Linked DNA regions of Homo sapiens: all the other regions are linked to region 7. A link is a loop called in an ENCODE intact Hi-C map of the cell type or tissue named here. Cell type or tissue: heart left ventricle. All regions are shown on one strand.

Region 1 (4,000 bases), 220 kb before region 7:
GCCAAGACGCCAGCTATAGCTGCCTCTAATGAGGGACAGGCCGGCTCCTTTCCCGCCGGCTACCCGGCTTCCCTGGCTGCGCCTGTCTGCACAGGGGGAGCTGCCTACTCACAGTAGGGGTGCCAAGTGCCCCAGGGCTGTGCGGGGCTGCAACTCCCTGCCCTAAGGAGCACCTTGTCCTTGGTACCAGAAGGTTCTTTAAGGTCTTGTTGGGGTTTTCTACCCCAAGGGCTGGGAGAGGGCAGCCCTGATGGAGGACCAGGACTCAGGGAGCTCAATGCCTCTGCCCTCTGCTCAGAGTCGTAATTTACCTGGGTCAGGACCAGGGCAGGGGCTCAGCCATGGGGAGCGGAGCCCATTTATGTCCAGCTGGCCCAGACTGCTTCCTGGGATTTAGGATGCCCCCCTGCCAAGGCCAGGGTTGTAACCCTTTCTGGGAGGTACCTGTGCCCCTATGGCCATGGGTGAGGGGAAGCCCCAGCTCCTGCCAGAGGCACAGGCAGCTAGTCCTGGCTCCCCACGCCACCCTCCACAAACAAGAGAAGCTCTCTGACCAGCCCCACCAGAGCGTGGGTAGCCTCTGGGCTCCTCCCACACGGCTGACCTGCCTGGCTCCCCCAGAGCCTGCTTAGAAGGCCCAGCAGTCACTCTAGCCACCAAATGTCTGCCCTGCCCATTTCAGGCCAGGCCCCATAGGCCACCCGGAGTGGACAAAAACGGAGAGAGACTAAGGGCTGTGACGGTGTAGGGGCACCCAGGCAGGGGGCAAGGGATGGCCTCAGGCCCAAAACCTGGTGGGTGAGGAGCGGCTTTGGGTCTGAAGTCACAGGGTCTGGTTATGCCAGAGTGGAGCTTCCAACAGCCGGAAGTCCCTGAGGAGGGGGAGGCTCGGCCCTGCCCTGGCCATAACTCCTGGGGCCTGTACTCAGGCAGCACGTGAGGCAAGAATTAGCAGAGGAGTCCGAGCCCGGGTGGTGTCTACGCTCAAGGGAGGGGGCGGGCAGATGCCATCCCGGTGGGTATCAGATATGGGGGTGGGATGGGAGGTGCCTCTGCCCCTGAGCACTGCCGGGGCCTGAGTCCACAGAGACTTCCCTTACTGCTCAGCTTTGGGCGTGGCCCGGGGCTCAGGCTGGAATCTGGACCCTCTGAACCTGGGCAGGTCCCAGACCCCAGCAGACCTTCCCGAAAGCCTCCTCTATCTCTCCCTAGTGCCAGATCCCAGGGGGACTCCTCAGAGTAGAAGGGACAGGTCCTGCCTTGCCCCAGGCCGAGGAAGGCAGACCCTACAGGGCCTCCGGCAGGATCAGCCATCTCTGGGACTCTGAGCAGTTGTGAACAAGGGAGAATCCCTGGCAGCAGTGCTCTGGCCTGCCCAGCACTGAGCAGGAGCCACGAGGAGTTGTCCCTGGGATGGAGACCACGCTCTCTAGTCTCGGGGATGCTTGGCTGTGAGGGGTGCAGAGTGGCCCCGTCCTTGGCCTGGCTGGCTGCAGAAAAGGGTCAGGCCCCGGAGCGTGGCCTGGAGGGTGGGTTGGGGTGATGGACAGCGGTGAGAAGGCATGTGCGCGTTACCTGCAGCATCCTGAACTAGGGGGACGTCACTTTTTACTGGAGTTGGAGTGGCAGTGACGGGCGGGAAGCTGGGCGGGCTGCAGGTGGGATGGGCCAGGCCCCGGCCGGCTCCGAGAGTGGCACTGAGCAGAGAGTATGAGAGACAGGACGGAGAGAAGAGGCAGGGGAGGGGGGGGAGGGGCGGCCGGAGCGTGGCCGGCGAGAAGGATGGAGTCGCTGGCGGCTGCGGGGCCGTGCGGGCAGCCTCATCACCAGCGGCCGCAGGAGGAGGAAGAGGAGGAGGAGGAGGAGCCGGGCAGCCTGGAGAGGGTGGAGAAAAGCAGAAAAAAAAAAAAAAAAAGAAACCAAAACAAAGAACAAACAAACAGAAAGAACCAAAATGAGAAACCCGATGGCAGAAGCAGGTATGGCATGAAAATGTGTGCACGGATGAGCAGAGAGAGGGACACAAGAAGAAGGGGCAGGAGGAGAGAGAGGCGGGGCAGTGCCAGGGGTCACGTGGGCAGGTGTGCCGGGCAGGACCGGCGCTGGGCCCAGGCCGGGTGGGAGGCAGCGGAGGAAGGAGGCTGGGGCTGCGCTGCTCCCGCTGTGGCTCAGAGAGGACGGGCCCAGGGTCCTCTCCCGGAAACTGACGCAAAGGGCAGTGCCAGGGAGGCGGGAGGATGGCGGGAGGGGCCTCGATGACCCAGTCCCACAGACCAGCTGGCTCTGCTGCACGCCAGCCTGTCCTCCTCGGAGGCCGCGTGCCCCGGACCTTCTGTCCCAAGCTGCACCCAGCGGTGCTGGGCTTTGGGAGTGGGGCCTGGCCCTGCCAGCAGCCCCTGCCTGCCGCTCACCTGCCGCGGTGCTCTCGTTACCCACGGGGGTGCTGGAGCAGCTCCGGTCCATGGTGGATGACTCAGAGGACATGGCGCCTGGGCTGCAGCCAGTGTAGTCCATGCACTCATCTGTCTCAGCATCCATCAGGCCTGGGGGGCCCTGAAAGGACACGGGGGTCCCTGAGGAAGTGGGGCTGTGGGGTATGCTGCCCACAGAGGGCAGGCTGAGGCTCCATGCAGCACAGGCCTGAGAGTGAGCGTGGGACCATGATGCGTTCCCGCCACCCTGGCTGGGCTCTCACCTGGGGGGGGCTCTCACCTGGGAGGGGGGCACGCGGTCGAAGTTCTTCCCCAGCATCCTCCGCATGTGCTTCCGCGCGTGGGAGGTCATCTGGTGCTTGAGGAGGAAGGAGAACTGGCAGCCCTCCCGGATGCAGTGGAAGTGGCTGTTCACCTGGTTGTACTTGCAACCTGTGGACACAGCCCCACCTGGCATGAGCCCCCAGCTGGCCAGCGCTCATGGCTTCCAGGTCCTGTTGGGCACTGTTCTGGGCATGGGGGCAGTGTGGTCAGTAAGGCAGATGGTATCTGGGGAAAGGGCGCTGAGCCGAGGTGGCAGTCTTAGGAGGAAGGTCAGGAAGTCCAAAGCCCCCTGGCTGTCCAAACCCTGGGCCTCCTCTCCAGCCTGGCAGAGGCGAGTGACAATGCTGGGCAGGCCCCCATCCCCTGGCTCACACACAGGGAGGTGCACAGTTCCAAGGCAAGGGACCCTCATGGTCCCTGCACACTGGGCCAGCTACCTCCCAGGAAGCCACCTGTCCCCACATCTCTGCTGGGGAGCCCGGGGTGCTGTCTGCCCCTCTGCCCAGGCCCCAGCACCCACGGGGCCTCGCTCTGGGCCGAGAACAAACAGAGCAGGCGGGACTGAAACAGCATCATGGGGCAGGTGAGGGCCTGTCCGCTGCCATGGCGCCCAGGCCGGCCAGGTGTCTTCTGTCATCCCCCAGCTTTGTTTGGCCCCAACTATCGCCAAAAACACCACAAGTTGAGTAAATAATAGCAACTGCAGAATACCCTGACATCTGTAAACTGAGCCCAGGGACAGCACAGGCCGCAAGTGTTGACGCTTATTGGCATGGCTACCAGTCCTCTCCCTGGCCGAGAACTCCTTTTTGAATTCATACTTGAAGGCAAGGTTTGTTTCCTTTTTCTGGCAGTTGACTTTGAGGATGTCACCTTTCACTTTTGGAAGGACCAGAATGCAGCAGCCCCCACCCCTGCTGCCCTGACCACCAGGCCACAACGGGCCTTGCCTGCAGCCCAGGGGCCTCTGCTGGGCGGCCTGGCTCCCGCCTGCCCGTGGGTTCTGGTCTCTTCCTAGGGAGAGTCCTGCCTCATCAGCAGGCTGTGAACAGGGGCCAGGGGCTCAGCTCCCAGCAGCACGGCTACCTCTCAGGCATCAGTGGCCTCCCTTCCCAAAGCCACAGCACCCCTTCCTGGGTTCCGGGTCACGGGTGCTCCAGCTGAGCCCATGGAGAACTTGACCGTTCCCCATTAGATCTGAGTCGCCACCACTGTCACCACCCCCACCCCTGTGACAGCACCCA
Region 2 (4,000 bases), 370 kb before region 7:
TAAATAATCCATTCAGCTGAGTTGTTGCCATTGTTCTGTTTTTTTGTTGCCCATTCATTCATTCAGCAAATTTCTATTGAAGGCCTCCTCTGTGCCTGGCACTGTCCTAGCCCCCAGGGATACAGTGATAAGCAAACACAGGCAGTTTCTGCACACGTGGAGTTTATAATCTGGTGAGAGAGACAGGCATCAGTCCGATAGTCACACAGATGTAAAGTTGCACATCTGCTCAGGTCCTTGAAGGAGAGGCAGGTGGTGTTACCTGAATGTGTCACAGGGAGATCTGACCTAGTCATGGATGTCAGAGAAGGAATGCTTCCCTGAGGAAGTGTCTTAGCTGGATCTGAAGGATGAACTAAAGGGAAGGAAGGGCATGTGCAAAGGCGCAGTGACAGAGAAAGCAAAGGCCAGTGCGTCTGTCAGGGGGCAGAAGTGGGCAATGTGGTGCCGCTTGAGACCTGAGGTGTAGTCAGAGTAGACGTGAGGCCTTGTAGGCCACGCTGAGGTTTTTCTGTCTTCTAAGAGCAAGGAGAAGCCCTTAAATTTGTTGTGTTTACTGGGGTGAGTGGGTGGACAAGGGATGGGACGAGCAGATTCTCCTTTGGAAATGATAGTCTGTTTGCATCCCAGAATATGAATTGGAAGAGCGCCAGCACTGATGAGAAAGCTGACGCAGTGGTCCAGGCAGGGGATTTTGGTAGCTTGGACTGAAGTGATGGCAGTAGAGATGGAGAAAAACGGATGGATTGTTTCCATGGACTTTTTAATTTTTTTTGAGACAGGGTCTGGCTCTGTCACCTGGGCTGGAGTGCAGTGGTGTGATCATGGTGTACTGCAGCCTTGAATTTACAGGCTCAAGGGATCCTTCTGCCCCAGCTTCCCAAATAGCTGGGAGTACAAGCGCACACCACCACACCTGGCCCATTTTTATATTTTTTGTAGAGACGAGGATTTGCCATGTTGCCCAGGCTGGTTTCAAACTCCTGGGCTCAAGCAATCCATCCTCCTGGGCCTCCCAAAGTGCTGGCATTTACACCACTCTTCCATGGATATTGAGGAAGGAGTATGGCAGACTTGATGTAATGAGTTAGCTCTGGGAGCGAGGGAGAAAGAGCTGTCTCAAGATGGCCTTTTGGATTCTAGTTTACATCATTTGGTGAAGTTTGTCCCATTCATGCCAAGAGGGAATGCTGGAAGAAGACATATGTGTCAGAGAGGACTGTGAGTCTGCTCCAGGGCAGCTTAACTCCAAGAAGAGGCAGGAAGGCAGTCGGATGTGTATCTCAGAGGGGTGTGGGCTGGAGCTCTAAAGGTTTGAAGTTACCAATGCCTGGAGCTTTGGGAGGACAGGAGGCAGGGAGGCAGGGGAAGCTTGCTCACATTCCCTGAGACGGACCCTCACTTTCTAGATCGTTTCCTGCTGGCTGACCTCTTGTCCTGGGGTGGTGAGGCTCTTGGGACAGGACTTCGGATGGAGGGATAGAGGCCTTCACCCAGCAGAGTGCTTGCCACTGTGCTGTGTGCCAGCTAATGTGGTAGTAGCTGGGCATGAGGAATTTTTGGGAACCCTCTGCAGACCGGGCCTCTGTCCTTTTCCAAGGCGGCCTGGCACTTCCATCTGATCTGTAATAGCCGGGAGAATGGAGGCTGCAGGCTGTCTCCTGGGACACACAGATTTTGCTGCACTTGTCTGGATATTAACTGTAGATAGATGGCAATTGGCCTGACCATCAGTCACAGTAAACTAATCATAGCTCACTTAGCAGCATACCTGCTTACTTTATTCTTTTGGAGATTTGTAAATTTCTTCAGAATCTGTCTCTACCTCTGCCTCTCCCTTTCTCTAAATTTTGGCCAGATCAGTCAAGGGTCGAAGGCGCCTGTGAGGGTGAGGTAGTGGCCCCAAGGAAGAGGAAACGGGCTAGAGCCAGGGCCTCGGCCACAGTGCTGCCTGCTCGCCTGGAGGTTGGTCTGCTTATATGCCAGCCTGTCACTAGCTTATTTCCAAGAAGGATTTAAGCCTGGGGCTTTCTTTACTATTGTGGGGTGGTGTCCTTAGTGGCAGGTGATGAATAGGAACCTGTGTAGTTTACTGGCTTCTGGGCTCCAGAAACTAGATGCCCAGAGAAAATCCTGAGCGTGGGCAGCTGGGGCCCCCTGGTGGTGGAATCTGGTTCTCCACTGCTGCGCGACTTTTCTTCCCAGTCCCCTGACGTTGGGGAGGTGGCAGAAAGAGGAGGTGTTGTGCTCTCTCTTCAGGCCTTTTCTCTGGACTCTACTCTTCCCGTGGATTTTGGGATGGTCCCCAGCCCTTGCTGCTCAGTAGGTGATCGTGGGCCTTCCTGAGCAGAACCAAGCCTTGTTCTTGGAGTGGTGTGACAAGTGAACCCAGAAACAGTCTTCATCTTCCCTGGTGAATTCAGACTCTTTGGGCTACTTTTTACAGGTAGTCCACTGCAAAATACTCTTGTGTCGTGAAAAACCAGTGAGAGATGTGAGAAAGAGGTGCCAGCGTGCATCGTTTGAGAACGGAACATCTTTGGTTTTTTGATGTCCATTGGGTGGCACTGTGATCTTATTTTTGTTTCCATTTTTCTCTGCAGCCAAGCTCTACTCCAGGAAGTGAAAATGTGCTGCCTCGAGAGCCGCTGGTAAGTACCCAAGATATGTGGTATCACTTTCTAGTAATTAAAATGCCACGCGAGTGAAAAGAAACCTTCTGTTCCTATGGTTCTGCGTCAGTAGTGTCCCTTTAAAAGTAGCTGTTACCTAGAGACTGCCTCTGTCAGTGACCTCTGACTTCTCTTCTCGCGTGTGGGGACGAGTGAGATCTCTCCTTAGTAAAGGCTGGTCCTTTCTAGGACTAAAAGCATCCACCCCAGATGGTCCTGCACCACTTTGTTTGTGGCTGATCAATAGTAATTAGTGAGATTCCTGCGCCCGTGGGAGGCTGAGGTGGAGTGAGGTGGCTGGGCTTCTAGATTGTTTGAAGTAGCCGCCCTCTGCTCTGCCCCTCAGGGTGCGAGCGCCTCAGTGGTCTTTAAAGAACAGGTAAGCGATGGAATTCTGGTTTTGCCTGGTCAGTAATTGTGTGATTGTCATTCCCAACGCTGTCTTCTTAGACTATGGATAGGGAAGAGGCCTATTAAGCACTGCAGGTAATTTTCTCTCCCAAGTGCTTTTCATTTGGTGGCCAGAGTCCCAGGCTGCCCACCCCATTTTCATTCTTTTTTGCTTTTCAGGGCCTGCTGTAAGTCCTCTTGGCTGGGTAGTAAGACTGGCTCTGTATAAACCAGATAAGTTTGATGGGAGAGCCAGCTCTAGGTTTAACTTTTCAGAGCTTTTTCTTCCTGCGTAGCGATAGCAGGCGTAGGGCTGTACTGCCAAGGCTTTGTTTCAGCAGGGCCTGTGGTTTCACCTGTTCTGCTTCACTCCCCTTCTGGCAGTCGCGGGAGGAGATGACGTGAGGGACTTAGCGGGTATGAACACGTCTGAATTCCAGTGTGTACGAAGGCTTTCCCAGGCTGAGGGCGAGTTGGATCCAGTTGAGCTGTCTGTAGAAAGGCCGAGGTGATACAAGCACTGCTGGGACTGTTTCAGGGGAGCAGTGTTGTCATTCATGTCACCTGCTGTTACGTCACCAGTTACGGGCTTATATCCCAGCACTCCCACGGTGGCCTCGTTTCACTCTTTTGGTATTGCCCAGTTCCTTCCTTGAGGTCATGGTGGTGGGAAAGCCCAGGAGGCCCCACCTTGCTAGTCTCTCCGGACGTCTGCCTGCTTCCCTGGGGCCTGCCTCAGTGCCCCTCAGGCCGAAGTTGTGGTTGTTTTAGACTGAAGTGCAGATTGAACACCATAGGCCGCTGCAGTCCTTTCCTTCCTCTCTCTTTTCAAATTTTGATGTACCCATTTAACTGGTCATCGGAGGAGTGGCCAGTCCATCTTTTGGGGCTTGATTCGACAAGCTCTTTGGGAGCCCTGAGCAGTTGGCCAGCTCACT
Region 3 (4,000 bases), 170 kb before region 7:
CACTTGGCAAGGCTCTGGCCTTGACCTGGCAGCTCATGGAAGGTCTGATCTGAAGGTGGTTGACACTCAGGGCAGGGGCCTGAGCAGCACACACTGGGGCTGGGTTGGGGATGCCAAGCTCTTTGCTCTCTCAGCTTAGACACCGTCTAGAAGAAGTCTGCGGCCTACCTCAAGACAGTATGCTCTCAAAGCATGGGGCTACTGAGAATCAGGAAAATGAGCCAGCCTGGCCCAGCTTCTGATCCCACGCTTCCTGGCCTCCCCACAGTTGAGGCCTGGGCTGTCTGCGATGGGGGATCTGCTGGCAATGCAAGGGGGTCCTGGCCTGGAGCCCCAGAAGGAGAAAGAAACCGGCCGGGCTTCCTCCCATTGACCCGCCTCGACGACAAGGCTGCAGCCACAGCGACACATGGGCAGCACTGTCCCTCACCGGCACCCCCTGCAGTCCGTGGCCATCCCTTTAAAGTTGCCCTCTTGCCTCTTTGGCCCTTGACCTTGTAGAGCCTATCTTGGCTCCTCCGCGCCTTGGACAGCCCCACCCCTTTGTCTCAAGAAGAGAAGGGGCAACTATCATCAGATCCCCACGAGTCAAGGGCGAACGCCTGCTCAGAGCTCCACCCGTGCTTCACCGCCATTTTCACCCTGGCTTCTAGCTGTGTTCAGGGCCTGGGAATCAGCCTGGTGGGACCTAACCCTGGGAGCTTCCCAACTGCAGGATGGATGTACCTGTGTCTGAAAGCTTCCTCCCATCTCCCCTCCCCCCTTCCCGCTCCCTCCCCCAGGGAAATCACTCTAAAAGGGCCTAATGGAACTATGTCCTCCTCTCTTCCTCTCTCCCCTCCCTCCCTCCCTCCCTCTCTTTCCTTTTTTTTTTATTAGCATTTGTGGAATTTATTCCCAAACTCTCCTAATCTTCCGTACACAACCATTTGATTTGCATAACCCAACCCCCTCTCATAAAAACTGGCTGCTAGTTTAATTAAAAAATGTAAATTTGCTGTCATCTCGGGGCCTGGTGAATTAGGACGACATCGGCATTTTTTATTGCTAAAGACGTCCAGATTGATCCAGCCCTTGGCTGAACTATGGTGGGGGAAAGGGGGTCCACATGGCCCCTGAGGGTCCTGAGGTCCTTCTGTCCCCTCCTGAGAAGGCTTGGCTCTCCCACCACTGACTTCCTCATGGCTGAAGGCCTTCAGGACCTAGATGTGTCCGGGGCCGCGGGGATGTTAACCTACGATCAGGGAGGCATGGTGGGTCCATGATGCCAGCAGCCCTTCGAGGCCTGCGCCCCTGGCCTTGGACTATGTCAGAGAGGCCCTCGGCTGAAGCTGCCCACGCTGCCCCAGAGGAAGGGACCCTCACTTCACCAGCCACGAGCCCCGGCCAGAGACGAGGCCCATGGCCCCAGCTGTATGCCGTGTGCACTATGAAGTTGAGGGAGCTGTTCCCAGCTCCTGAAGATGAGCATGGAGTCAGCCCAGGGACCAGCTCAGAGGGGATCTCAGCGTCCTCATCTGCTTCCCTTTTTTGGTGAAGTGGGGGGAAGACTGCTTTTCTTCTGAAGTTCTGAGATTATAAGTGAAACTTCCAAGTTCAAAGAAGAGACTGAGATGGTATCACCAGATGACTCCTCCAGGAAACAGTCAGAACTCTGCCACCCTGGGCCTCCCCTCTGAGTGGCCAGAGTCCAGGCCTGAGTCCCACTGGGAGTGCTCTACTCCAGCTACAGGAGGAAGCAGCTGACCTCAGGGTCCCTTCTAGCTTCTAGGAAAAGTTTCCAGAGCCTGTCCCTGGAGTGCTGGGAGAAGTCAGTCTCCCTAAGGCCCAGGAGAGAAGCCACAAGAGGCTCTGCCACCTGCCTCCTACCAGGGCTGGGAGGCCCTCGCTCCAGTCAGGACACCCTAGAGAAGGGCTTTGGAGTACTGTCCCCACGACAGACTTGGAGGGACTGGTTGGTGGATGGCAGGAGGATGGACGCTGGCTCCAGCTGGCACCCAGGTTAGGAGGAGGCCGACCAGAGGGCCTGCCTTCCAGCTCTGCAATGCCTGGGTCCTGTGTGCTGGCCCACAAGCAGAGGCTCTCCTGCCCCAGGTAAGGGGTGGTGCATTGCCACCAGGCCCATCTCTGAGGTCTGCTTCTTGGCTGGGATGGGTGGGGGCCCCATTTCCGAAGAAAGGGGGTGGGGCCTGAGAGGGAGGTGATGAGACACCGACTGGAGGTGGGGGCAGGCAGGTTCTCTGTGGGAGTGGAGGGCAGGGAGGGGCAGGGTGGCAGCCTTGGCCTTAGACACCTTTACCACTTTGCCCAGCAGGGGGTGTCACACCCTTCCCGGGCGCAGAGGTCCCCAGGCCCTCCACGTCAGACCAGCCAAGATCACACCTGGTGTCACACAGTCCTCAAACTCTGCAAATGACACCTCCCCCCAACAAACACAGGCCCTTCTTCACCGGCCACCGTGCCACCCATCCTCATCCCCTCAGGGCTGCCTCCGGTCTCTCTGCCCACTGACCTTTAGAAGGTCAGATATCAGCTCATGGGTCCCAAGGGCCGATGCTGTGAACTTGGGCCTATTATAAACAACAACGCTAACAGCCACCAGTATCACCTATCCCATCAATGAACCAGGAGAGTTCAGAGATCAGTCTCAATGAATGATCGGGCTGCTTGTTTCTTTTAAAACATTTAAGAAGACAGCTGCTTTTGTCAACCTAGCACGTGAGGGTCCTGGTCAAAATTTGGTTTCAATAGCCAGGGCCCATGGGAAGCCCGCAAGAGCTGAAGGCAAAAACACTGGAAAGAATTAGATTAAACCCAAGAAAACACCAAAATATCAGGATAAACTGCCCCAGGTGAGCACCAGGCCTCCTGGAGCCCCCGGCCTTGTCCCACAGGAGGCCCCCAAACCCAGATGCCTACGTTGAGTAGTCTGTCTGGTCCATCACCACCCCTAGGGTGGGGGCTAAAGAGGCAGGTGGGAGACAGTCCGGGGCCCCTCACTTTGAACTGATAACAGCCACCTCATCCCACAGATTCTCAGGTGAAAAATACTCATTAGCCATAATAAGCAGCTTGATCATCCGACACAGCCTTGTCCCAAATAAATTAAATTCCTTTACCTTGAGACAGTCGCCCCGAAACCAGACTAACCACCTTTCCCAACAGGACGCTGCTTTCAAAAACTAAACCACCCCCCACTAAAAAAATAAAAACACACACCCCAGAGCCAGACACACAAAGATCTTTGCAGAGAACAAAAAAAAAAAAAAAAAAAAAAAAAAGGCACACACACAGAAAAAAAACACGAAGCCATACAAAAAACACGGAGAACAAAAACCCCACAAAAACCCCCTAAATCCTCTCTCTGGGTGCCCCCCAGCTCCTGCTCCTCTCGGTTCTTTCATAATGACAAGCATCACATTAGTCACAGCCTCTAAGCAAGTGGCAAATAACAACAACAACAGCCTCAGAAGTCGCCGATCCCGAGGCCGGGACGCCGGGAGGCAGCCGCCCGACCCTCCCGGCCCCCACCCGGCCCCGCCGCCACCTCATTGGGCTAAAAATAAGAACTTCCGTAAAAGAAGCGAAAGAAAAGTGAAAGAGCCGCCCCTGCGTTCCCACCGGCCGGTACCTGTTCCAAGATCCATTCTCTTCTCCTTGGTCCCAAACTCTTCGCAGAACGCCACCAGGGGAAGACCGGGAGAGAAGAAACACGGGGTTAGCGTCTCGCGGGACCCCGGCCGCCCGCCCTGCTTGTCCCCCGCCCCGCAGGAGCGGCCCGTCCCGGGCGGGCGCCGAGGCCGCGGCGGAGAAACTTTCTCCTCCGCGCCGCCCGCTTCTCACGCTCGGCCCCGCACGCGCCCGCGGGTCCGCGCCGCCTGAGTTTCTCCAACTAAGGCAGCAACTCTCGGCCGGCGCGGCCCCGGCTTGGGGGCCCTGGCCGGGGGATCCGCGAGGCCCAGGGGCGCCCCCGTCCCGCCGACCGCGCCCCGCGCCCGGG
Region 4 (4,000 bases), 240 kb before region 7:
AAGTAAGATGTAGTTCTGTGAAGTTTATTTGGAAAACAGTGTTACCTTCAAAGGGGAAAGGTGTGCATGGAAGGATGGGGTTTGTCAGAGATGGTGGCTGTTTCCTCTTTCCACCCCGGACCATCTTAAATCCCAGACATCATCCCACTTCATACCGCACCCGCACGCCTCCGCATGTCTCTAAAAGACGCCCACGATACCATTATGTCACCTAAAAACACGTAATGATTCCTTACGTCATCAGATGTCCAAACAGAGCTGTGGGAATGTTTAAGGATGTTGTCATCCAGAGACGTGGCAGGCAGTGGGCAGTGGCAGAACCTTCCCCCGGGTTCCCCAGAACAGACCCAGAAGGCCCCACCTGCTGCCCCCACCCAGGTCCTCCTGCAGCCGCAGGCCCCGCCCGTGCCGCAAGGCGCCCGCCCTGAGCCTCCCTGTGCTCTGCTTTCAGGCCACCACATCCACCAACTGGATCCTGGAGTCCCAGAATATCAACGAACTCAAGTCCGAAATTAACTCCTTGAAAGGGCTTCTTTTAAATCGGTAGGAGGGAGGAATGGGGACCCTGTTCTGGTCGGGCCTGGAAAGGAGGACTGGGAGCTCTGGGGCATGGGAGGGGCATGACGCCCACCCCCACCCCCAAGGACCCCATCTGTCTGGGCGACTCAGGCACTGAGTCTGGGGCCTTTTGAGCTTCTCTCTTCATTCCCCAGTTGACACCCTCTCCACTCCAGAGGTGACGGTCTGTGGCACACAAGTTTTGAAATACAGTTCCCAGGCCTGTGAAGACCTGGTCAGGGACAGCTTGAGCCAAAAAGCAGGGCCCTTGGAGCAGAGGAGAACTTCCTGGTTTGGCTCCTCCTTCCTGAGCTCCAGGTGACCACTCAGTGACAGCTTTGTCCCAGGGAAAGCCCCTGCGGGAGAGTCTTTGTGTTTTGTACTTGGAAGGGTTCCACAACTGAAGACGTGGGCAGAAGCAGGCCCTGCCCCCCGGCTTCTTGGTTGTCCCCCTGTTGTCCCTCTGTAGCGACAGCACATTGTCACCAATGCAGCCTCAGAGGTAGGGTGACCAACTTGTCCTGCTTTGCCTGGGACTGTCCTGGTTTTATTTATTTTTATTTTTATTTTTTTTTGAGATGGAGTCTCGCTCTGTTGCCCAGGCTGCAGTGCAGTGGCACGATCTCGGCTCACTGCAACCTCTGCCTCCCGGGTTCACGCCATTCTCCTGCCTCAGCCTCCCGAGTAGCTGGGATTACAGGCGCCCGCCACCACTCCCGGCTAATTTTTGTATTTTTAGTAGAGGTGGGATTTTGCTATGTTGGCCAGGCTGGTCTTGAATTCCCGACCTCAGGTCATCTGCCCATGGCCTCCCAAAGTGCTGGGATTACAGGTGTGAGCCACTGTGCCTGGACTGTTCTGGTTTTTTAAAACTGAAAGTCCAGTGTCCAGGAGCCACTCTGTCCTGGGAGCCGCAACTGTGGGCCATCCTCCTGGGCTGATGCCCTAGTGGGCCTTGCATGGGGTGTCCTTGTTTCCCTGCTGGGCTGGATTTGTTGGGAGCTGGGTGAGTGGGAGGGTGCAGGTGGGCTTTTCACTAGGGTCCAGGATGGGGTGCAGAGGGGTCTTGCGGCTCCAGCCAGAAGACCCCATTTTCCAAGCCACCCAACTTCCCGGTTTTCCCTGAGGAAAAGAACATGTCCTGGAAAGAGATGTGGCGCTGGCAGAGGCCAGAGCATTGTCATTAGGAGACAGCCTCCATTTTCCCTAACCGAGACCAGTGCCTTGGAGGCTGGGGATGGAGGCCAGGCCATCGGGTGACCGTGGGGGCCAAGAAAACTGCACATGGAATTTCTTGTTAGCGTTTAGGATGCTGGTGAATAAAGCAGGCCGTGGTGTGTGCCCCACTCAAGTGGGGTCTGTGGTGGGAGAGTTGTGTCTAAGGCCCCTGCTGGGGGACAGCCCTGCGGGCAGGGCTTTGTCCTCTTGGCTCAGGCAGAGATGGGCCTGCCTGTTGGAGAGCTCTGTCTCTGAGCCGTTGCCAAGTGGACCTGACCTCCCAGGTCCCTCCTGGAATTGGCTTTGGTTTGGGCTGGCTGCTGGCCCAGGAACGGAGTACGGAGCAGAAGGGAGAGCTGCCTCTTCTGCGTTGAAAGTGTTGAGCTCAGAAGTTTTCTAGCAAAGGGCATAACCACCGCCCTTTTGGTTCTGATGTGTCTGACCCCCTGCCAGTGGCCAGGGCTCCCTGCCTCCACCTTTTGCTCAGGCCATAGACAAATGAGGACTGTGGCTCAGGTGTCTGGAGTCCCCAGTCATAGCCCTTTTGGACTCCTCACCAACCTGTCTCTCTCCTGGCCACTGGGTTGGAGGCAGGGATGGTGCTGAGGATCAGAAGGAAGCAGGCTCCCGCATGGCAGGCAGGCCCCACTTGGCTTCCAGCAGCTGCCCAGGCAGATGGGCCTTGCCCAGGGTGGGGGCCCGGGGGGACCCTGGGCTGTCTGTGGGGGCACAGGACCCGCTTGGCATCTATCTCAGCTGTAGGATCTTTGCTCCTGAAAGGAGGGGTGGAAGGGCTCCATCCTGTCCCTTGCCCAGTGTCCCTGGGGGAGCAGCTCACCATCGCCGAGCCCTTGCGGGTCAGGGAAGGCGTGGCCCTTCGAAGGGGGGCGTCCTGAATGCCGCCACCAACCTCCTCCCCTTCTTCTCCCTCTAGGAGGCAGTTCCCTCCATCCCCATCAGCCCCGAAGATCCCCTCCTGGCAGATCCCAGTCAAGTCACCGTCACCCTCCAGCCCTGCGGCCGTGAACCACCACAGCAGCAGCGACATCTCACCTGTCAGCAACGAGTCCACGTCGTCCTCGCCTGGGAAGGAGGGCCACAGCCCCGAGGGCTCCACGGTCACCTACCACTTGCTGGGCCCCCAGGAGGAAGGCGAGGGGGTGGTGGACGTCAAGGGCCAGGTGCGGATGGAGGTGCAAGGCGAGGAGGAGAAGAGGGAGGACAAGGAGGACGAGGAGGATGAGGAGGATGATGATGTGAGCCATGTGGACGAGGAGGACTGCCTGGGGGTGCAGAGGGAGGACCGCCGGGGCGGGGATGGGCAGATCAACGAGCAGGTGGAGAAGCTGCGGCGGCCCGAGGGCGCCAGCAACGAGAGTGAGCGGGACTAGGGCTGCGCCTGCTGCCTCCAGCCCTGAGGATGGCATCTAGTGTGCCCGTGCGTGGCCATACCCTGCCTCCCTCTCTGGCCCTGGGAGGGCAGCTTGGAGCCCAGGTAGGGGGCAGAGCTGTCCTCAGCTGCACTGCGGCCTGGTGGCAGTGTGGGGAGTCACACTTCTGTCCACCTGGCCTCCTCTCGCCTGGCCGCCAGCCCCAGCCCCAGCCCCAGCCCCAGGCCCAGCTGCCTTTGGCTTTGATCTCAAGTCAGGCTGAAGGCAGCGAAGCCTCGGGGCCCAAGCCCCTCCCCAGCCCCCTCTCCCGGACAGACGCCTTGCCCAGGGTGTGTTTGCTGAGTGTCTTGACTACCGTGACACCACGCATGGCCAGAGCTAGCGTCCCTACTGCCTCCCGACTCCTCAGTGGAGGAGGAGCTGCGGTCCCTCTGGTGTCTGCCATCCCCCTCCCTCCCTGGGCCCGGCCCTGGACCCGTCAGGTGCCTGTCCCCAGCCCCAACCCCACTCATGCCCCGTCGTCCTCCCAGACAAATGAAACCACGCTGCGCTTCCGATGCCCCCGCTTGCCGTGTAATGGTTCAGCTAATCCCATGGCGAGATGGGGGCTCACTCCGGAGGAGGAGCCAGGCAGCAGGGCCTTCCTGACCAACAGCCAGCTCTGTCCTTCCCCCCAGGAAACACATGTTCATTTGTGTGATCATGTATAGACCTCAGAACGGAAGATAGGACTGTATATAATTGTAATAAATACCAGTTGCCACTATTTAATTTCTGCCTGTGGCTCCCTGTCTGCTCATGGCACCCTGGGCCCGGGGGTTCGTCTCAGCGCA
Region 5 (4,000 bases), 210 kb before region 7:
GGTGGCCACCCCAGTCCAGAAGGTGCCTGCTTTCTGGGCAGGACCCAGCCTGCTCACCTGGGTCAAAGGTGGCAGAGGGCTTGAGGGCAGCTGCAGCCAGCCTGGCCATCATGGGCGAGATGAGGCCCTTGCTTGCAGAGATCCTCTCCATGATGGAGGCGGGTGGTGCCGGGACAGAGGCGGCAGCCACGGGGGCTGAGTCTCCAGCTCCCGAGGCGACCAGCGTGGGTGTGTCAGGGGTGGCTGAGGCTGCTGACCCAGACGACACGGCACCCAGGAGGCTGGGGGTGCCCACAGGCAGGGAGGTGCTCCCACGGCCAGCCAGTATGGGGAAGTAGGGCGTGGGGGTGGGCAGGCCCGAGTTGGAGAGGGCCAGGGCCAGGGGGATTGAGCCAGGCAGGCCCTGGGGCAGCAGCCCCGAGATCTTGCTGTTGGGAGGTTTGGTGGCACTGGGCCCAGCCTCGGTGGCGGCAGTGGCGGCAGCCAGGGACGCAGAGGACTGCTGGCTGGTAGGGGAGGCGCTCAGGCTGGAGTTCTTGCTGCTCAGGGCGGAGAAGTCAACAAGGTCGTCGTTGCTGGACTCCTCGTGCTCCGTGTCCTTGGCGCCCAGCAGCGAGGGCGGCAGCCCCAGCGCGCCCGAGGAGCGGATGTGCCGGCGCTCATGCTTGCGCTTGTGAGAGGTCATCTGGCTGGTGGAGGTGAAGGTGAAGCCGCAGCCGGCGCGGATGCAGTGGAAGTGGTTGGTAGCCTTGCTGTACACGCAGCCCTCGTACTTGCACTCCTCGTACTTGTAGAACTTCTTGAAGCCGTCCTTGGCGTAGGCATCGTCCTTGATGTGGTAGCTCTTGTGCTTCTCGATGTCACACTTGTTCTTGAAAGTGAATGTGCAGCCGGGGCGCCTGGATGGGACATTGGGAGCCTGTCATGAGACCCAGAGGAGGCCCCACCCTGCTACACCATGGCCCTGGGAGGGACAGTCCCCCGGGTGGAAAACCCAGGCTGGACACCGAGGCAGGGGCCTGAGCCGTCCCACGAGCCTGGGTCCTTGCCTTCCCTCCCCGCTTCTGCCCACGAAGGCCCCCACCAGGCTCCCGCTTACCTGCAGTGGAAGTGCGTGGTCTTCTGTCCGTAGAACTGGCAGTCGGCTGTGCCACAGTCTTCGGTGGCTCGGAAGCGCTGGAAGCCGTCGTTAATGAGCTGGGTATTCTTCTTGTGGAAGTTCTCGTGGGTCATCACGTCAGACGTGCTCGTGTACACCTTGTTACAGCCCACCTGCACAGGACGGGATGGTGGTCAGGCGAACGGAGGCCAGGTGCTCCTGGGCCGAGGTCGACACCACTGTGTGTGGCTGGGGCCACTGACTTCCCTGCTCAGGGAAGCTTTGGCACCTCTGACTTCAAACTGGAGGCCTCGGGATGTTGATGTAGGAAGCAGAGTAGAAAGCCTCCAACAGCCCCTCAGGCCTCCACAGAGGGACCAAGTGCTGCTGGAGCCTGGCTCCGTCTGTGCTGAGGATCAGGGCATCTCCGGAGACTCAGGGCACTTTTTGGCCCAGGGGAGGGAGCTGCATCCTGCAGGAGTTGGATTTTGAGTTCCAATCCATGGCCCTACCTCTAAAACCCTCAGTGGGTGGACAGGGGCTGGACCCTGGAGGTCACCTTTAGCCCAGGGATTTGCTTAGTGGACAGTCCCTGGGCACGGGGCCCTCCCACCCCACCCCAGCTGGGCCAGGAAGGCAACGTTGCCATATTGAGTAAAAACCCGTGGAATCCGAACACTCTCGTAGGCTGGGCCGTGCCAGTGTCTGCACCATCTCAGAGCCCAGAGGGTGGCCCCCCTCTCCTCGTGGCCCAGGTTGTTCACAGAGGCCATAACAACTCCTGACAAATACCGGGGGAGGCATAGGGCTGCTATTTGCAACCCAAAGTCGCTCCTCCTGGCCCTGACACCTTGAAAAAGCCCAGACTCTGCGTGGCATTAAAACAAAGAATTAAACAAAAACCTCCTCAGGAATCATTTGCAATGCTGCTCTTGGTGTTAAAGCCTGAAAAATGTCCATCTGTATAAACAGCTCACTGAATTTCATCCACACCAAGTATGGCCATGGGGAAGGCCCCACCCTGGCCCACCAGACGCTGCCCAAGCCTGAACCCCCAGGACCCTCCTGGCTCGCTGGCCATCCCTGTGCTGGGCCAGGGGAAAGAGAGGCTCCTGATCAACTGGGGTCCCTGCCCATGGGGCAGCCCTGCCTCTGGGAGTGGGGGGCTCAGAGCCGGGAGGGCCTGGGCCAGTCCTGCAGCTGCCCAGTGGGCCCGGGTGCGGGAGGCACCTGCATGCAGTGATAGTGGGTGCTCTTCCCATTGAGGTGGCAGCCGTGGTAGTAGACGCTGCAGTCGTCCAGCGGGCTGAAACGCATGAAGCCGTGCTGCAGGGAGTTGTCGCGCTTCTTGTGCATGTTGTAGTGGCGGATCACGTCCTGCTTACTCGTGAACCTCTGCCAGGAGACAGCGCCACGTGGGCAGGAGCCTGAGCTCCCCCTCCGCCCTTCCTCCCATATGCCAAGAGCACCTGGGCCAGGTGCTGGCCTCAGGTCTCCCTAGAAAGAACCCTGCTTGGGGTCAAGGCAGCCCAGATTGTCCAAGGCCAGTGGCAGGCACATCAGCCCTTGGAGGGAACCATCCCAAAGGTTCTAGGACCATAGATTCTTCCCCGATGCTCCCCTAGGTGCCCAGTGGCCATCCCCAGGAGCACAGATGATGCATTGGGCCAGGCCTTGAGGGCAGGGGCTCTGATGCTGACAGCTCATCCCGCCCAGTGCACCTCTGGACTAAGGCAGGCTGGGATCCCTGGCAAGCCAGAGGGAGCCACCCCACGCAGGCTGCCCTGACTCTCCCCCCACTCACCAGCCCCGCGCTCACTGGCGGGCAGCCTTGGGCACAGTGGCACTCTGGCTGAGCCACAATTTTATCATCTTTAAGATGGGGCAGTAATGCTAACCTTCTAAGGCCACTGCAAAGAGTCAATTAGGCAAGGCTCATAGGCTGGCTGGCATGGCCCTGGGCACGTGGGAGGCTCTCAGTCAAAGGGGACTGGAATGATCACCACTGGGAGGTCACTGGCCCCCAATCGTAGGAGCTGCTCTGTCGGCAGGAATCGGGGAATGTGGGCAGGCTGGTGGTTTTGCGGGCCCTCTACCTGCTCAAGTCAAGTTTGGGTGGTGCAACTAGAACTAACCCCCCCCACTGCCGTCCCCGCCTGCCGACTTCTAAGCGCCTCCATGCTGTGCTGGTGGCGGAGAGGCGGAGCCCATCTGGCTGTGGCCGTACCTGGTAGTTACACTCAGGGTCAAGGCAGTGGTAGTGCTCGCGGTACTGGTAGGCACAGTGGATGTGGCCACAGTGCTGGCTGCCCGAGAACCTGGAGGGAGGAGGGGTGGGGTCAGGGCCCTGCTGTGGGTGACAGTCCCAGCCCCAGCCCCAGCCCCAGCCCCAGGGAGGACTCTTCGGGCCCTGTATGGGATGCAGAGGGGAGGTGAAGTTGCAGAGGCCCAGGCAAGTGACTGGGCCTGGCGGGAATCCCAGGCCCATTGAGGCAAAGAGGCCTGGCCCCAAGAAAGGGGCAGGACAACACTGAGGTGGCCAAAAGTCAAAGTAGGGGGAGACAGATGGGGCCCGAGCCCTGGGATGGAAGGGAAGGCAGGCGCCCCCTCGGCTGCCCACCTGTCTTTTCTGCAGGGGCTACCTGCCCCACTCCCAGCCCGCCCAGTTCTGGCCAGGTGCAGAGACCCTGGCTGGGCCAGCCGGGCTCTGATGCTGAGAGGTGTTAAAGGGCTCTCTCTGTCCTGGGCTTTTCCTGACACTTGAAACAGTGCAGAGCTATGAATTTTTAAAGCACAGCATCTGTTTGGCTTCCTACAGCAACGAGCTCACTCTCCAGCCGCCGCCGCCACCGCCAGGAACCTGTGCTGCCTCCCAGGAAACCCGTCCTCCTCCAGGCCCCA
Region 6 (4,000 bases), 180 kb before region 7:
AGGTCGGGAGCCTCCTGGAATGGAGCTGTCTTGCCTGAAACCCTTGCATTTATCAGATGAGCATGGCCTCCCTGCCAGGCCCCCTGGTATAATCCTTTCATTAATTTACTATTACATTGGAAATTACTCCTTACCCAGGAATATAAGTTTTCATCTTATTTTAAGTTAGATTCTTAAAGCAATTACCAAGGCATCTGGCAATGACTTCACCACTGCGGCCGGGCCCTGCAGGGGAGAAGGGCGGCCCTGAAGCTGCACAGGCCCTAGAGGGGAGTCTGGGGAGAACTGGGAGGGAAGTGGGGGGCACACTGTCATCTCTGATATTTGCCGTTTATGGAAAAACTCCTTTCCAGTGCCACCTGCCCCATGAACCCGCTGGTGACAGTTGCTGAAAAACCTCGGCAGCTGGGGCCTCGGTAGCGTGTTCTATTTTTAATTGTTTGATCAGAATATTCACTCATCTAGGCCCATTCCCAAGACGCATTTCCCAGCCAAAGGGTTCCCCCATTTCTCACACCTTCCTCCCTCTCTCTCTCATCAGAAATCAACTTTGAAATTAATAATCAGAGACACAGACCTGGGTGAGTTTGTCAGGGAGCATGGCACTGGAGAGAAGGGAGGCTCCTCCCCAACCCGGGAGCCCTCAGAGTGGCCTCCGCTGTTTTCTCTCTGAGCCACTGATCCTCAGCCCCCGGGCACGAAGCTGGCCCCGCATGGCCTGCAATTGCCACGCCTGCCTGAGCCCCACCCTTCCTGGCAACAGGAAGACCCCAGCCTCCCCCTGTCCACTCCAGTCAGCCCACTGCCTCTGCTTCTTCAAAAACCTCGAGGGCAGGGCAGAGGGGCTGGGGATACCCAGGAAGCTCCTGGGAAGGACAGGGAGGGGACGCTGGGAGAGAGGCACGTGCCCCTGGACTCAGAGGAGCCGGAAAGAGGCTGACTTTCATTTCAGCTTCCATTTACCAGAGGAAGGGAGCCCACAGGGGCAGCTGCTGGCCTGTCCCCCAGCCAGCAAGTCACACAAACCAGCTCCAGCTGGTGTCACTGGGGCCTGAGGTAGACCATGCTGCTGGGAAGAGGCTACTGGGGCCAACCTGACCCCGTGGCCCCCACCTGACCCCTTCCCAGGAAGGGCCCCCCACCCAGCACGGGGGCCTGTGGGCGCCTGGCCGTCCTCTCCTCTCCTTACATGCCCTTGGCCGAACCACTGTACTCTTCCCTCTCAAGGTCACAGGGCCGTCCACACCAGGAATATTTACTCACTGGACTGGCCCTGTTAGCAGCACTCACCACAAATATGCTTTCTGATAAAGTTGGCAGAAAAAAAATTCTAGAGCTCAAACCAATGTCAGAAATCATCCCCCGCCCCTACCAAGGGAGCACGAGGTGGGGCCTGGAAACAGGTCACACACCAACTATGGGGCAGCCCTGGGGGGGCTTGTATCACGCCCCCTCTCACCTTTCTCCTTCCTGTTTTACCTGGGACAGCCTGTTGCCCAGGGGACCAAGGGCTGGGGACAGTTCTAAGCCGAGGACTGGGTCTTGGGGACACTCGGGCCTCTGGAAGACAAGGCGGGTAGGGTGTCACCTGGGCTTCCCCCCAGGCCGTCTCAGCTCACTGCGCCCCTCCCCGCCACCCTCTCTTGGTGCACAGGGGCTCTGCATGTTTTTATTACCTGTTTGACTCACCGCCTTATTGCTTCTCCCCTTAATGGGGCCGTAACCGTGGAAACGAGGAATAAACGGCCACCAGAAAATGAGATGATTAAACAGGTCACCCTGGCAAACAAACTCAGCCAAGGAACCTCTGGGGGTGGGGACGCTAGGCTGCCCCTCCCCCACCCGTGGCCAGAAGGCCTGGACCAGGTCCTGACCACATTGCCCCACACCTAAAAGGATGGGGGGCAGATGCCGTGGGGCACCCCCTGCCGGGCAGTGGAGAGCCGGGTCATCCTTTTGCGAGGCAGCCCGGCTTCCTGTGGCCTTGGGTTCCCAGGCTGAAGGGGTGACAGACAGGGAGGCACTGGGCTAGAGGGCGGTGAGGATCACAGCTGCAGGGAAGAGGCACTTCCCGGTGACAAAACTTCCAGGAGTCTCTCCCAACAGGCCTCTGGGACGCCTCCTGCTCTCCCGCTGCACTAGGGTCCCCCCATCTAAAGCTCTGCCCGGCTCCTCCAGTCCCCCATTCTCACACAGCGCAGTCCCTCCCAAGGCCCCCTTAGATCACTGAAAGAGCCCCATAAGAAAAGGCCAGGCGACCTTTGGGAACACCTGGTCTCTGGAAACACAACATGTGTCCGTTTCCCAGCTCCTGCCTTCTCCTCCAAAGCCAGGCAGTGCCCCAGCCTCAGCCAGGTGGCATCAAGAGACAGCCCTCTTGGCTTTAGGAAGGGTGTCAGCAGGTGAGTGATTACAGCACCAGCAGGGCCCAGAAGGGCCAGAGGAGACCCCAGAGTCAGGCCTGTGGGACATTCTAAGAGCAGATGCCCCGGCCAGGAGTGGCCCACATACCACGCCCGGGGCAGAGGCCTGAAGCCCTGGCGCCTGGCTGGCCCTCAGTATGGGTGTATCCCTGTCTTTCTGGCCTCACTCCCTGCCCTGGGTTTGTCTAGCTGGAGGGATCCCGGAAGCGGGGAAGAGAATGAGAGAGGGCAGACATGCAGTGGTGAGGTCTGCTCAGGAGGAGAGAGAAAGGGGAGAGGGAGATGGGCAAGGGAGGAAGTGGAGAAGGGCCCAGATCACCCTCTGGCTGCAGCCATCCTGTCCCCACTGGGCAGCAGACTGACGTCCCAGTCCCAGGCCATGGTCATGGTTAGGAGTTACTGTGGGTCCCATTCAACCATCAACACTCCTGTCTTTATCCTTAGGGCTTCCCTGCCCCTTTCACGTCATCCCAAATCCCAGCCTCGCTCCTTCCTGTAAACCAGGCTCTAGAAAGCTCTCAAGGAGCTAAAACCCAGGTCCCAAGGGAATTGGCCAACATTTCCTGCCTTCCTCCTTCTGCCCCCACTAAGAAGCCGGGGAGGCACTTGGGGAAGAGGCACATCAATCAATCAGTTCCACCAGCACTTACAGCAGGAAGGCGTGAGCCCCGGCCCGTACCAGGCCCGGGGAGGAGGTGGCAGTACACCAGCTACCATCTAATGGTCACCATTAGGAGCAGCCGTGGCAGAGGAAAACAAGGGCCCTGGCCTCCTGGGGATCAGGGCACATGAGTCCGAGTGCTGGGTCCTGGCACAGCAACGTCACAGGTCTACCCGGAGCCCCAGAACAGCAGGCTCGCAGCCAGCAGCTTCTCTATCTTTTTCCAGGGCCAACGGGGTGTGAGGCTGGAAAGGTTGCATGGGGCAAGAAAGGTAGCAGGGAGGGCCCGGCTTTAGGGAGCTGGGTGGCCTGGATGAAAAAGACAGAAAAACGTGGTTGCAAAATGGGAAGCAAGAGTTCTGCTCTTGGAGGGAGGGGGAGGACAAGGCGCAGAGAGAAGGGGCTGGCTAGGAGTCTAGAAAGCATGGTGGCGGAGGGAGGTCCCTTAAGGCCACTCTTTCACAAAGCTGCATGGTCCCTGGCTCCTGGCTCCTCGGCCTGGTGGGACAGCAGACCGCTCCTCTCCCTCCACTAGGCAGACGCTGCCAACACAGGGGCCCGGGCAGTCCTCATTTCCGTCCCTCTTGCTGCAGGAGAGCCTCCCATGCCTCCTGGGTTTCAGGCCTCGCCTCCCACATGGGTGTCTTACATCCTGCTGAGTCGAGGGTGTCAGGGTGCTGTTCTGTGGCCAGGCAGCCAGAGGGGTGTGCGCTAGACCACCAAGCTGCTGCCCTGCACAGGTGGTCCCGGCGAGGCTGCCCCTCCTCTTTTGCACACTGGGGCTGCCCGCCCTCCTCCTGCTCCCAGCTTCTCCCTACTCATTGTACCCTGGCCCAGCTACCCCAGAACAGCTGCTGCTTGCCGTGGGGACCCACGGGCGGTAATTACTACAGTGCAACTTCCTTCCCCCTCTGAA
Region 7 (4,000 bases):
CCCTACACAAAGGCCCCCAGTGTCCGCTCCAGGAGGGGACAAGGACCCCAGCCCTCAGCCAGAGCTGCCCGCTGCCTCAACACCCATGTGGCATCCTCTCTGAGCTGGAGGTGCAAAGCCAAGATGATTTAATTTATCGAAAGGACAAGGATGTCGTGTAGCAGATTTAATCATCGGAGAGTTTAAAAAAAAAATAAGGACCGGGCTAATGTCGTAATTTACATTTCAGGATAATAAAGAGAGAAAGACAGAAAAGGAAGGGGCCTGTAGCCTGCAAGGGGAGCAGGGAGGGGAGAAGGACCAGGGGGCCGAGGGAGCCCAATAGATTTGCCTGAAACACCAATAAATTTAAAAACAAACCCAGAAAGCTAAAGACAGCCCCTGGAAAGTGCTGGGAAAATGGACCATCGATTTTAGACTTGATCTGCATTTCGTATTTTAATAATGCTCTCTCTGTCTTTCCTTTTCTCTCTCTCCCTCTCTCCCTCTCTCTCTCTTTTGCAAAATATAAAAGCTGATCTGATAAATATTAATTTGAACCATCATAATGTATTTGAAAATTCCAGCTAAAATGTCACCACATGGAACATTAATGTAATATTTCAAGGCCCTGAGAGCAATACTCATATTGATTGCATTTATTTCACTCTAGGGAGGAGAGATAATTCTTCAATGTGGGACACATCTGGGAGCCAAGGAGGCAGAGGCTGAGGGGAGAAATGCGAAATTATATATGGTCATAAAAAATACAAAACAGAAAATCCTCCCCAAAACTCTCTCCTCACCCATGGTGCCCCGCACCCAAACTTGCCATTTTCATTTCCCAGAGTAGCCTGGGGCCCGCGGGAAAGGCAGAAGCCCAGGGCCCTCCGGGACCGCGGTTGCGGGATTGAGAGCGGAGCAGCCTCTCCCAGGGCCCCACTGTGTAAGCCTGCCTTGGCCAGGACAGACAGACAGACAGACAGACAGACAGACAGACAGACAGAGGGGCTGCCCACTGGAGCCTCCAGCTCGCTGGGTGAAAGTTTGTGAATGCCCAAGAGCTGTGAGGTCCTGGGAATGGGGAGAGAAGAAGGAAAGGAGGGGAGGGGAGAGAAGAGAGGAGAGGAGACAGCTGAGAGAAAAAGGAAAGAAAGAAAAGAAGAGGAAAGATACCAGGACCCAAGGGAGAGGAGGGGAGAGGAAAGGAGAGAGGCAAGCAGGAGTGAGGGAGAGAGAGGGGAGAGGAACGGAACAAGGAGAGAGAGAGTGAGAAGGAGAGAGGGGACATGAATCAGGAGAGAAGGAGGAAGGAAGAGTGAGCCGGGAGGGGAGAGGACAGGAGAGGCGGAGGCGGGGTGGGGGGCTCGGGCTGGGCCGTCTGGAGTCCCAGCTCCTCTCACTGTCATTAAGGATATTGATGTGCTCAGGCGTCAATGAGTCTTTGTACAAGTGAAAGGAAATCCGATGCTTGTGACCCTGAGCCCACGCCCTCCACCTGCCCCCCAACCTGCCCCCCCACCTGCCCCCCCACCAGCCCCGGCCCTGGAGCTGAGGGCTGGGAGGCCGAGGGACCAAGCCCCCCACCAGGGGCTGAGCTGCTCAGACTCCAGGATCCCAAGTTTCCCCAGCCCAGCGCCCCGTGCAGGAGTGGGGAGGGGGGGCACCTTGAACCTGACCCTTCTGATGTCCAGTGCCCAGGGCCCCAGAGCTTACTGGCTGCTGTAACCAGAAGAAGGCTGGGCAGGAACCCCATCTCAGGGCCTCAGCCCGCAGCAGGGTCTCCCCAAGACCCTCCTCCTTGCTTCTCAGGATGTGTGTAGGTTTTGGGGTGCTGACTTTTACAGCACCTTTAGAAGGCCAGGGGCCGGGCAGAGAGAAACTCCAGTGGCCCAGGGACTGGCCAAGGTCAGGCCCCTCTTTGCCAGTAGTGTCTCTGCACAAACGTCACCTCCCTGGCCATCCGAACAGCCCCAGCCGAGTTTTATTTTCTGCAGAGCGCTCGCCTGGAATTATCTTCCTTGTCTGTTTACATGCTTTGGATCGGCATCCCACCCCCGCAACCTTTGAATGTAAGTTTGAGAACGATGGGGCCGCGCCTACCTTGCTCCCCATCACATCCCCCGCCCCTCACGCTGAGCCAATGCTCCCTCTGCCCCAGCTGACTCGATGGAGGACGGACAGACGGACGCTGCAGCCTCCGCCCTCCGCTCGGCCAGCCCCCCGCCTGAGCCCGCTTCGAGGCCGGGTGACCCAGCCTCGCCCCCACCCCGGGACCCCTCCCAACCCCCGCCGCCCCCGCAGCCGCTCGAGGCTGCGCGCCCCCGCCTCCCCGGATCCGTCACTCGCGGAGCTGCCACAATATTGTGAAGGCTCCGCGCTCCCGCTCCGCGGCGCAGCCCGCAGCCCGCGCGGGGGCCGTGAGGGAGGCGCGGGCGGGCGGGCGCCGGCGATGAATAATGCATGACCAAGGCGCCCCCTACCGGCGGCCGCGGGCGGCGCGGGGACGGCCCCGCCGCGCCCGAACCCGGCCGGACCCAGGACCCGCACGTGTCCCTGCCCACCCGGGAGGGAGCTCCTGCCTCTATCCCCGCCTCAACCCCGACCCGGCCAGGCCCTCCTCCCCCACCCTCCACGTCAGGGGAGCAGCCTCCTACTCACGCCAAGACCGAGGAATGAGTTTGGGGAGGCGGGGGAGGCTGCACAGAGCCCAAGCCAGAGCCCCTTCTTGTGCTCCCGGGTTCGCGGTGCAGTGGGGACCAGGACCCCCCCATTCCGTCTCACCCTCACCCCAGGGCTTCTGGACCAGGACTTGCAGCCTCAGAGAAGGACAGGCTCGGAAGGACAGAGCAGAGAAGGAGATTTCATTCGTTTATAAAAATGAGTACAAACAATTTCATAAGAGTTTCCAAGTTTCTGCAGAATATTTACAACGTTGAGATATGAAGGCTTTTTTTTTTAAGTTCAAATGAAATACGGGAAAGCCCACTGTGTATAGATGGGTCTGTGTGGTTTTAGAATAAGGGTCCGGGAAGTGTCTTCCTGGGGTCTTCTTGGTGGGAGGATTGGATCTTCTTGGCTGCAGACGATCTGCTTGGGTGGTAGAGGACACGGTGGGGGGAGCGATGACCAAGAGCAGGCCCCCGCCGGGCTTGGAGTGTCCCCTAAGATGCCTGTGTTCTCTGGGGATCAGCCTGCACGCAGTCGCCTGTTCTTCAAGCCTGCCAGTCCTGCTAACAGGCAGGTAATGAGGAGAGCAGAGGCCTCTTTCAGGCAGCTGCTTTAGCTCCCAATCACGCAGGCCCCTGGGGAGCTGGGCCAGCCTCTCGGCCTCATGGCCTCTCCTCACTGAGAACAGATTCTAATGACACCCCCCTTCCATCCCCCGTGGTTCCTGCTGTGCCCTGACTCCCTGCCCAGCCTTAATAAGCCAGAAGGCAGAAACAACCATCACAGGGGCTGGGGACCCAGGGCCATTTGTTGAGCATCTGCTGAGATGCTGGCTCGTGTTGAGATCTCTCGTCCCAGCAACACTCCACACATTCAGATTGCAAGCCCCATATTACAGATGAGGAAAGCAAGGCCCAGAGAGGTGCGGCCATGGGCCAAAGATCACACAGCTGCTCAGAGATGAGCCAAGAGGCGTGGAGCTGGGCAGAGGAACTCCATCCCCCCACCCAGACGCTGCTTTGTGTCCCGGACCCCATGTCCAGGAGATCAGATTCAAACCTTGCGCTGGGCTACAAGCCCTCCCCATTGGAGCAGCAGTTGGTCTGCGTCACTAAAAATGAGTTGCAAACTCAATTGCCCTGGGCCTAGACTGGCAAGGCAAATGCATGAAGTGGGCCACACATGCAAACACGTGGTTCCCACAAGAGTTTCCCAAATCGTTTGGCTCTTAAGGAAACAACGGTTTAAGGTGATGATATCTGACAACCATTAGCAACCTTTGCCCTGGAATCTTGCTCCTTCAGGCGAGGCCTGGATTCCAGCCCCTATGTGCCTTTTGCTTGGCTCTGTT

Evidence for each region. Peaks named below come from ENCODE experiments on the same cell type or tissue, not always from the same donor. Only the 100,000 strongest peaks of a DNase experiment are listed, where the experiment ranks them.
Region 1: it touches region 7 in a loop (2.5-fold over the local background); 8 of 110 quality-filtered maps call a loop at or near these places.
Region 2: a loop joins it to region 7, with 4 times the contacts of the local background. A loop is called at or near these places in 79 of 110 quality-filtered maps.
Region 3: a loop joins it to region 7, with 4 times the contacts of the local background. A loop is called at or near these places in 52 of 110 quality-filtered maps.
Region 4: it touches region 7 in a loop (2.1-fold over the local background); 7 of 110 quality-filtered maps call a loop at or near these places.
Region 5: it touches region 7 in a loop (2.0-fold over the local background); 11 of 110 quality-filtered maps call a loop at or near these places.
Region 6: it touches region 7 in a loop (2.7-fold over the local background); 54 of 110 quality-filtered maps call a loop at or near these places.

What each region holds. Positions count from the first base shown.
Region 1 is chr1:10,640,448-10,644,447 of GRCh38, forward strand. It overlaps CASZ1 (castor zinc finger 1), which reads right to left. Exons shown (of 21, transcript NM_001079843.3): 19 at 2,713-2,864; 20 at 2,412-2,553. Among named protein-coding and RNA genes, the nearest start is that of CASZ1, 150 kb to the right of the region's middle. In heart left ventricle, no CTCF peak of the experiment used is centred here; no DNase peak of the experiment used is centred here; H3K27ac peaks cover 364 bases.
Region 2 is chr1:10,492,671-10,496,670 of GRCh38, forward strand. It overlaps PEX14 (peroxisomal biogenesis factor 14), which reads left to right. Exons shown (of 9, transcript NM_004565.3): 2 at 2,604-2,651. Among named protein-coding and RNA genes, the nearest start is that of PEX14, 20 kb to the left of the region's middle. RefSeq lists a silencer at 2,002-2,296 and an enhancer at 2,759-2,818. In heart left ventricle, CTCF peaks have their summits at 2,187 (motif pointing left) and 2,392; a DNase peak (open chromatin) is centred at 2,171; H3K4me3 peaks cover 893 bases; H3K27ac peaks cover 545 bases.
Region 3 is chr1:10,690,243-10,694,242 of GRCh38, forward strand. CASZ1 (castor zinc finger 1) reads right to left here. Exons shown (of 21, transcript NM_001079843.3): 4 at 3,632-3,670. The coding sequence starts at 3,647. Among named protein-coding and RNA genes, the nearest start is that of CASZ1, 100 kb to the right of the region's middle. RefSeq lists a silencer at 3,797-3,886. In heart left ventricle, a CTCF peak has its summit at 2,325 (motif pointing right); DNase peaks (open chromatin) are centred at 2,321 and 3,860; H3K4me3 peaks cover 1,567 bases; H3K27ac peaks cover 1,792 bases.
Region 4 is chr1:10,626,821-10,630,820 of GRCh38, forward strand. It overlaps PEX14 (peroxisomal biogenesis factor 14), which reads left to right. Exons shown (of 9, transcript NM_004565.3): 8 at 452-543; 9 at 2,711-3,938. The coding sequence ends at 3,167. Among named protein-coding and RNA genes, the nearest start is that of PEX14, 150 kb to the left of the region's middle. In heart left ventricle, no CTCF peak of the experiment used is centred here; DNase peaks (open chromatin) are centred at 2,071 and 3,491; H3K27ac peaks cover 256 bases.
Region 5 is chr1:10,653,320-10,657,319 of GRCh38, forward strand. It overlaps CASZ1 (castor zinc finger 1), which reads right to left. Exons shown (of 21, transcript NM_001079843.3): 8 at 3,327-3,417; 9 at 2,330-2,494; 10 at 1,100-1,272; 11 at 58-899. Among named protein-coding and RNA genes, the nearest start is that of CASZ1, 140 kb to the right of the region's middle. RefSeq lists an enhancer at 1,887-2,544. In heart left ventricle, no CTCF peak of the experiment used is centred here; no DNase peak of the experiment used is centred here.
Region 6 is chr1:10,684,978-10,688,977 of GRCh38, forward strand. All of the region lies in intron 4 of CASZ1 (castor zinc finger 1), which reads right to left. Among named protein-coding and RNA genes, the nearest start is that of CASZ1, 110 kb to the right of the region's middle. RefSeq lists enhancers at 1,145-1,744, 1,745-2,345 and a silencer at 1,355-1,649. In heart left ventricle, a CTCF peak has its summit at 1,887 (motif pointing left); no DNase peak of the experiment used is centred here; H3K27ac peaks cover 4,000 bases.
Region 7 is chr1:10,864,835-10,868,834 of GRCh38, forward strand. No RefSeq gene overlaps it. Among named protein-coding and RNA genes, the nearest start is that of CASZ1, 70 kb to the left of the region's middle. RefSeq lists a silencer at 2,311-2,540 and an enhancer at 3,030-3,901. In heart left ventricle, CTCF peaks have their summits at 2,477 (motif pointing left) and 2,705; DNase peaks (open chromatin) are centred at 2,245 and 2,477; H3K4me3 peaks cover 970 bases; H3K27ac peaks cover 195 bases; H3K27me3 peaks cover 1,972 bases.